Regions from separate parts of the Homo sapiens genome. Here region 2 is linked to region 1. A link is a contact called in ENCODE Hi-C or POLR2A ChIA-PET data. All regions are on one chromosome and are shown on one strand. The core of a region is the stretch at or near the end of the contact, and the rest is flanking DNA. Distances in the headings are between cores, read along the strand shown. Region 1 holds the start of PGGHG (protein-glucosylgalactosylhydroxylysine glucosidase). Region 2 holds the start of SIGIRR (single Ig and TIR domain containing).

Region 1 (2,500 bases), core at 1-2,500:
GCGAAGGCAGGTGGGTTGCCAAGCTATGGCCTCTCTGGGGCAGGAGTGGACCACCCGACCGCTGCCTCTCCCCACAATGAGGCGGATCCCTCTGGGCCCTCGGCTGCTCGTTCCCGCTACAGCTGCACAGGAGGCCTCCAGGTGGAGGGAAGGGGGGACCCTGCGGGCCTCTGGGGCCTCCTGTCTTAGTGAGACTTCCTGTGTAAACTCAGGAGGTGCTGGTGGGATTCGATGCTGTGGTTGCCCCACCGACCTGGAACAATGCCTGGGGCAGGGGTGAGGCAGGCCAGGTGGCGCTACCTGTGTTGGTGTCCAGGGCGAAGGTCTCGGTCAGCTGCTCCCCCATCCCTGCAGGGGCCTCCAGCCGGACGTTGAGGGGGCTGGGCAGCATGGCCCGGTGCGTGTCCCCGCCAGCCCCATTGTACACGCCGCTCACGTGCAGCGTGTCGTGAAACACTCGTGTGCCCAGGTATGCGTTGGTCACAGTGGCCAAGAGACGGGGGTCACTGGGCAGAGAGTGGGCAGCAAACGTGGTGGGGTCCTCGCCGGCGTCCTCCATGGAGCTGCTGGGCCTGAGCGGCCTGATGGGGTGTCAGGGGCCGCGGGACTGGCTGGGCCTCCCTCTTGAGACCGTCTGTAATCCCCTGAAGCCTCCCTCAGAACTGGGGGGAGTTGCGGAACCAGCTGGGCAGCCCCGATTTTCCTGAGGCCCCTCCTAGACGGGGCCTCGCAGGAAAGGAGCTCGACTCTCAGAGGGGCTCAGACCCCAAAGGTTGATCTCCAGGAACCCAGCTGAGCCCCTGAGTGTGTCTCTCCCTCCTGCTACCTTAGAATTCCAGTCCTAACCCTGCTTTCCAAACGCACCCCCCACAACCCCGGTCTTGCCCCCACCCTCTGTGGTCGGGACCTGCGTCTGTTGGTGGCACGTGGGGGCGGGCGTGTGTGGAGGGTGGGGGGAGCGCTGGGCGGGATGGGGGAGGGAGTCCGGGGCTGCCGGGGCGCCGGGCGGGTGGGGGTCTCGGGGGTGTAGGCGGCTGGGGCAGGCGCGGGTGGGGGAGGGAGGATGGGGCGACCGGGGGCTGGGGGGACGGGCCGGGGCGGCCGGGAGCTGCGGGGCGGGGGCCTCTGGGACTCACCGCAGCCCCACCCGGTCGCCGGGCGCCAGCGTGGGAACCTGTGTCCCTCTGCTCCACGCCAGGGCCGGGAGGAAGGAGGAGCCGCCCGGCTGCCGCGCCACCAGGAAGGTCCGCGGTCCCCGCCCCGAGGGCCCGGGCGGTCGCTGGGAGGCGGGGGCGGTCCCTGGGCGGCGGGGGCGGTCGCTGGGCCGGGCCCGGGGGCGGGACGTGGACTCGCGGCCGCGGCCCCGGCTCCCCTCGGTCCCCGCTGGCAGCGGCCGCGTGGGTCGCGTCCGGGGGCCTGGCGTTCCCTGCACGAAGCGCCCTGAGTGAGCAAAGCTCGAGCCTGGACCCCGAGCTGCGTCCCGGGGCGGCTGTGGGTGGGGCCCGCGGGCCGGGGGTTCCCTCCCGCGCCTCCTCCCTCCGCCCGCGCCCCCGGCCGCCTCCACCTGGGTCCTCGCCTCGCTGTCGCCCGAGGGCTCGGGGGCGCTCCGAGGCCAGCGAGACTCCAGCCCCAGCCGGCGCCCGGGTTCTCGACACCGTCCGGAGAAAGAACTCGGGGTCGGGTCAGAAGGAAGCGAGAGGCTGGAAGCGAAGCGAAGGCACAGACCCGCCGCGCTCGGCGGAGCTTGGGTTTCCTCCCTGGGGGGCGGAATGATCTTTAGGGATTCTGGAAACGAAGGGGACTTCAGGGAACCCCGGCCCCCGCCGCGCCTGCCCCTTCTCCCTTATTGGGCGTTTTGCCGGGAAGGCTCATGGACGTCTCACTCGCACGGGTGTTTGGCCGTTTTCTCGCTCTCGTTTTGGGTTTTCTGTTAAACTGCGGTCCCTTTGCCTCGGTCCTGGTGCAGCTGCTGCTTGGGTTTTCCATCCTCCTGAGACCACCGGTGCAATTCCCAATTCCCATCTCAACGCCACCGCCCACCCGGACGCCGCTGGGCTCAGCCCTGGGCCCGCTCGTCCCGGTATCTCACGCTCCCTGACCCGGCCTCAATGTCCTGACCACTCGGTGCAGCCGGAGACGCCGGGGTCCAGCACGTGCTCGGAAGCCTGCTGCTCCCACAGGGTCCCCAGCACAGGTGAGGACGACTCCGCCCGTCCCGCTGCCCAGGCCGTGAGCCCCGGTTTCTCTCTGTCACCCACACAGCATCCAACCTATGGACAGGTCCTGTGGCTCCACCTCCAACACGCCGTGGGCCCACACCTCCTCCTGGAGTGGCTCAGTCGCTCCCAACTTACGCCTTTGTTGAGAACAGAACCCCCACAACATTTAAGGCAGGCCCTGCACTCTGCCCAGAAGGCAGCCATGGCGCCCAACTCACGGAGGACGATCCAAAAGCGCTCCTCACGCAAGCTCCACCCGGCGCAAACCCCCTCCTGCAACT
Region 2 (5,231 bases), core at 2,666-5,165, 130 kb before region 1:
GGCTCAGAAAACGTGACTCTGTGCAGGTTTGGAACTCCCCATCCCCCAAGAATGCCCTCTGAACTCCTGACCCCTGACCTCAGGTACTTCCTTACCCCAGATACAGGGACTACCGCAATCCCCCCGATTACAACTTCTCCGAGCAGTTCTGGTTCCTCCTGGCCATCCGCCTGGCCTTCGTCATCCTCTTTGAGGTGAGCCAGAACCGGGAGAGGCCTCGGAGTGGGTCTGGGCAGTGCTCTCCCCAGTCCTTCTCCCCGGCCCTGAACCCCCAAATGCCAGCTGGCACCTGACCGTGCTGGGCCTCTCCTGTGCTGCCGCTAGCACGTGGCCTTGTGCATCAAGCTCATCGCCGCCTGGTTCGTGCCCGACATCCCTCAGTCGGTGAAGAACAAGGTTCTGGAGGTGAAGTACCAGAGGCTGCGTGAGAAGATGTGGCATGGAAGGCAGAGGCTGGGTGGGGTGGGGGCAGGCTCTCGGCCCCCAATGCCTGCCCATCCCACCCCAGCATCCATCTTCAGTGCCAGGAGCACAGACGTGTAGGGCCAGAGCCCGTCCAGAGGCCACCAGGAGCTGAGACAGTGCCACCACCAGCACCTCCCACAAGCCCACCGCTGTGCGTGTTGAGGGGTGCTGTGAGAAGGCTGTGCCCATGTGGGGCCGCAGGAATCCCCTGTATGTTCAGGGCTGTGAGCTGCCACCCTATTCCGCCTGCTCCGTCTTTGTGGGGGCTCTCAGGCTTGGCACAGCCCTGACTTGAACTCTGGGTGACCCTGGGCACCCACAGAACTGGGAGTGAGGGCTCCTCAGGCAGCCACAAGGCAGGAAAACTGGCGCAAATTTCCTGGGCCTCCCTCTGACTTCTGGGCGCCAGATCCTGCCGTGCCCCCATCCTGGCTGTTGGGGGTGTCCTGAGCCCACCTCGCTGGCCTGTTCCCTTCAGCCAACCCGTTTCTGCAGTAAAATTAAGCCTGTCTGTCTTGCTTTCCTGGCCTCGCTGGGTCCCGGGTGGATTATATCTGCCCTCAGGGCTAGATGGGAAACAGACCCGGAGTGTGGAACGTCTGGAACCAGGTGAGGCCGCCTCAGGCCGCCTGTCCCTTCTCCAGTTTTCCATGGGCTTCCAAGGGAGGGGCGCCTATGGGGTCCTCTCCCCGTCCCTGCACCTGGGGTGTTGAGGGAGGCAAGAGAAGACATCGGGGCCACTTGAGGGTGGGGTGGGGGTCAAGGCAGGCTTCCTGGAGGAAAGGGAAGAGATAGGGGCGGACGCGCAAAACCTTGAGGGCGGTGGACGCTCCGAAGAGTCCCCAAGGCTCTGGGGCTCCGGGGCTCTGCGCGCTGGTTGGGCTGGTTTGGCCACTGGCCCCAGGCCCGTGCGGCAGCGGCTCCCGGGCAGCAGCGCAGCCTCCAGCGCCAGCCTTGGGCGCAGAGCGGGACGCTGGGGTCCGCCCCCGCCCTGACTGCGGGGCGGGGCCGCACCTGCTGCCGCTGCCGGGGCTACGCCGCCGCCGGGGCTGTTGCCGCTGCGCACCTGGCTCAGGTGAGCTGCCCCGCCCCCGCCCGGCGCGAGCCCCAGGTCCTGGCAGCAGGTGAGTGGCGGTCGCCATCAGACCCGCGAAGGTGAGTGGAGGTCGCAGTCCTCCCAGAGCCGCTGCAGGCCTGGAGTCGGGGCCCGGGGCGCTGCTTGTCCCTGGGCGCGGTCTCTCAGGAAATGGCTCGGGGCCGGGGAGGTTCCCGCGTCGCCCGGAAGCCCGAGCTCGCCCGCGTCCTGGCCCTTTCCAGGGCTGGGGGAAGGGAGGAAAGTGGGCGAAGGGGGCGGGGGCCACCCTTTCCTCTGCCCGACGTGGTCAGCGGCTTTTTGGTGACCCTCGCGCAGAACAGAGCGGGGCTAGGAGCGCCGAGGCGCGCAGGGATCCCACCTCGGTCGCCCAAGCCTGGATCCCAGCTCGAGGCTTCCTGAGGCGCCGAGGGCGGACCAAGAGTCAGGCTGGGGCCCGAGCTCGCCCGGCGCCGGGTGGAGCTTCCGCCATCCGCGCGCCTCTGCCCCGGCCGAGCGCCCCGAGCCGCACCCCCGTGCCCGCCTCCCGCGCGCGTCCTCGTTCTCCGCCCTCCTCACTTGGAGGGCGCCCAGGGCGCAGGTGGGCGCGGGGTAGGGGAGCGAACCAGAGCCCCTCGGCCTGCGGGGCCGCAGCCTTTTACCCACGTTCCTGCTTCAGGACAGGCGCTGGGGGCCCAGCGCGCACGGGGAGCGGAGGGGCGGCGCGTCCGAGCTGAGCGGGAGTCGCCCGCAGGGTGCTGGGTGCTGAGCGTCGAACCCACCGGGCAGGGGCGGCCGCGGACCGAGGACGCTGGCTGGGTCTGAGGGCGGGAGGAGCTGGCGCTTTCTAAGAACCTCAAGGTGCCCAGCAGAGTGCGGTGGGCAGTGCGAGGCGACCAGGGCCAGGCTTGGACTGAGATTCTGGGCGCCTCGGAAGAGCTGTGCGGGCGAGGGTCGGAGACTTTGTGGGTGTTCATGCTCACCCTGGACGGTGGACCTGGGGGCTCGGGGGTGCAGGACGTTAGCAGAGAGAGGGAAGGAGAGGGTGCCAAGCCAGCCCTGAGAGATGGTGACGCTGAGACCGGGTGCACAGAGCAGCCGCCGAGCCGGGGCTTCACAGTTGGCGGCTGACCCCAGGGCCTGTGCTGGAGGCCCTGCTCCTGCTTCCTGCGGGGGTGCCCTGGGCCCTGCTGTGCCTGCTTCCTGACCTGCAGTGTGGGGAGAACCTTCTTGAGGGGCTTCCAAGGACCCACTTCAAGGAGGGGCTGGTACCAGGCTCTGTGGGGGAAGGGGTGCTGTCTTTGGGACCCTGAGCCCAAGGCCCACCATCACCCAAGGCTGAGTACCGGGACAAAGGAAGGTCCTAGCAGGGCTGGGACTCAGTCAGACAAGTACCTGTAGAAAGCCTGCTGCTGAGAGGGTGCTCAGCCAGGGCCGGGAGGCTGGATGGCAGCCCTCCACAATGAAGCCCTGCCCCCATGTGGCTGAGGGCAGGGCCAGGGTCCAAAGGAGACCCTTGTCTGATTCTGTGGGCAATACCAGCCACCGGTCACTGGGTCCCCAGTCCCAGGTCAACCTGGGGAGTGTCAGTTTGGTGACAACAGGAGATGCCATCTGCCCCTCATCTGCTCTGAGCCAGGAGCCTCGGCCACCTGTGTTTGCTCCTTATTTGGAAAAGGGGGCGCTGCCCTCCCACCCCAGCCTGAAGGGAAGGTCCACAAGATGCCATAGTCCCTTGTAACTGCTCACCCATCGGGGGAGCTATGTCTGGGAGAGGGACGGGGAGAGGGCGGAAGAGTTCTGCTGGAGCCCCATTGTTGACCGGGAGTTTCTGAAGGCCCTGTTCCCCGGGGTCAGAGGTCAAAGACACATGGGGGAGCAAACCGGCCCCTTGGCTCCTGAGTGTGAGCTCTAGTAGCGTCTGGAAGGCATGCCGCGCGGTCCCCGGTCCTCCTTGTATGTGTGCAGGGTGGCCCTGGCGGGGGTCTCCTGGCTGGAGGACCCCCCATGCATTACCCCTGGAACCTGCCCCTTTGAGCACCCCCCACCCCACAACACACACGCACACACACAAACGCACGCACACGCACATACTGCACACACATTGCACACACGCAGACACACTGCACACACACACACACACACACACACACACACACACACACACACGCTGCACAGAGGAAAGTGCCGTGCCTGGGTGGGTTGGGGCGGGCTCCAGAGGAAGGAGCCGCTTGACTCAGAGCTACAGGAAGAGCCGGGGCAGGCGGGGTGAGAACCACCAACTGCCCGTCCTCCCGCCCGCCTAGGGAAGGGGTGGGTGCCTGGGTGGGGTTTAGGGTTAGGAGAGGATGTGACTGCAAGGCCAGGAAGCTACAGGGAAAGTTCTGATCAAAATACACAAAGACACAAGCCAGGTCCCCACCGCGCTTGGCGATGCATCCATAGCAGCCTTGGTGCTGTGGACACTCCCTGGGGCCCAGCGAAGGGGAGAGTTTGCTCCCAAAGGCGCACCAATGACCAACATTTGCCCCCCGGAGGAAAGAACTGGAACCAGGTGACTGCCTTCCCCGCTGCTCTGAGTGAGCCTGTGTCAGGGCCTGGCTGAGAGGAGGCCCACGGCGCCCAAGACCCATATGCATGTGTGTGCATGTGTGTGTGAGACAGAGCGAGGGGCAGCAGGAGGCTGTGTCGCATCAGCGGCCAAGGGTGGGTGTCAGGTGCAGTGTGTGTGCTGTGGGGTGCCTGTGGTCCTAGGCTCTGTGACAAGCGTTGCAATGGGTGTTGTATATACTCAACAGTTGTGTGAGGGGTCTGCAGCCTAAGCTGTGTGCAGTGGTAATGGGAGGTGTGTGTGGTAGGAAGTGTGCTGTGTAGGAGGTGCAAGTGTGCACACGGGCTGAGACTGAAGCTCTGTGCAGGTGCACATGGGCCAGAGGGCTGTGTGTATGTGATGTGTGCAGGGGAGGAGGGGCAGAGGAGAGGGTGCAGGGGAAGTTAGGGAGGGGAGGGGGTACAAGGAAAGGTGTGCAGGGGAGAGGGTGCAGGGAAAGGTGGGGAGGGGAGAGGGTGCAGGGGAAGGTAGGCAGAGGAGAGGGTGCAGGGGAGAGGGTGCAGGGGAAGGTGTGCAGGGAAAGGTGGGGAGGGGAGAGGGTGCAGGGGAAGGTAGGCAGAGGAGAGGGTGCAGGGGAAGGTGTGCAGGGGAGAGGGTGCAGGGAAAGGTGGGGAGGGGAGAGGGTGCAGGGGAAGGTAGGCAGAGGAGAGGGTGCAGGGGAAGGTGTGCAGGGAAAGGTGGGGAGGGAGAGGGTGCAGGGGAAGGTAGGCAGAGGAGAGAGTGCAGGGGAAGGTGTGCAGGGGAGAGGGTGCAGGGAAAGGTGGGGAGGGGAGAGGGTGCAGGGGAAGGTAGGCAGACGAGAGTACAGGGAAAGGTAGGGAGGAGAGAAGGTGCAGGAGGAGGCAGGCAGAAGAGAGGGTGCAGGGGAAGGTGGGGAGGGGAGAGGGTGCAGGGGGAGGCAGGCAGAGGAGAGGGTTCAGGGGAGAGGGTGCAGGGGAAGGTGGGCAGGGGAAGGTGGGGAGTGGAGAGCGTGCAGGGGGAGGCAGGCAGAGGAGAGGGTGCAGGGGAAGGTGCGTAGGGGAGAGGGAGCAGGGGAGAGGGTGCGGGAAGAGGGTGCAGGGGAGGGTTTGCAGGGAGAGGGTG

The links. A loop is a pair of places that touch in the nucleus more often than their neighbours do. ChIA-PET counts read pairs that join two places held with the same protein, here RNA polymerase II (POLR2A). Pooled maps may share reads with other maps.
Region 2: POLR2A ChIA-PET joins it to region 1 with 27 read pairs in CD4-positive, alpha-beta memory T cell. The contact joins the promoter of SIGIRR here to the promoter of PGGHG in region 1. A Hi-C loop is called at or near these places in 1 of 37 single-sample maps with no recorded cell type and 5 of 50 pooled maps. POLR2A ChIA-PET finds 5 or more read pairs at or near these places in 11 of 52 experiments (AG04449, CD4-positive, alpha-beta T cell, CD4-positive, alpha-beta memory T cell and 8 more).

Annotation. Positions count from the first base shown.
Region 1 is chr11:287,876-290,375 of GRCh38, reverse strand. It overlaps PGGHG (protein-glucosylgalactosylhydroxylysine glucosidase), which reads right to left and starts at 1,250. Exons shown (of 14, transcript NM_025092.5): 1 at 1,137-1,250; 2 at 301-572. The coding sequence starts at 559. RefSeq lists silencers at 1,061-1,120, 1,131-1,660 and enhancers at 1,544-2,073, 2,074-2,500.
Region 2 is chr11:413,683-418,913 of GRCh38, reverse strand. It overlaps SIGIRR (single Ig and TIR domain containing), which reads left to right and starts at 3,915. Exons shown (of 10, transcript NM_001135054.2): 1 at 3,915-4,091. It overlaps ANO9 (anoctamin 9), which reads left to right. Exons shown (of 23, transcript NM_001012302.3): 21 at 1-26; 22 at 101-194; 23 at 325-976. The coding sequence ends at 543. RefSeq lists silencers at 1,683-1,732, 1,943-2,022, 2,053-2,172, 2,233-2,302 and an enhancer at 2,823-3,442.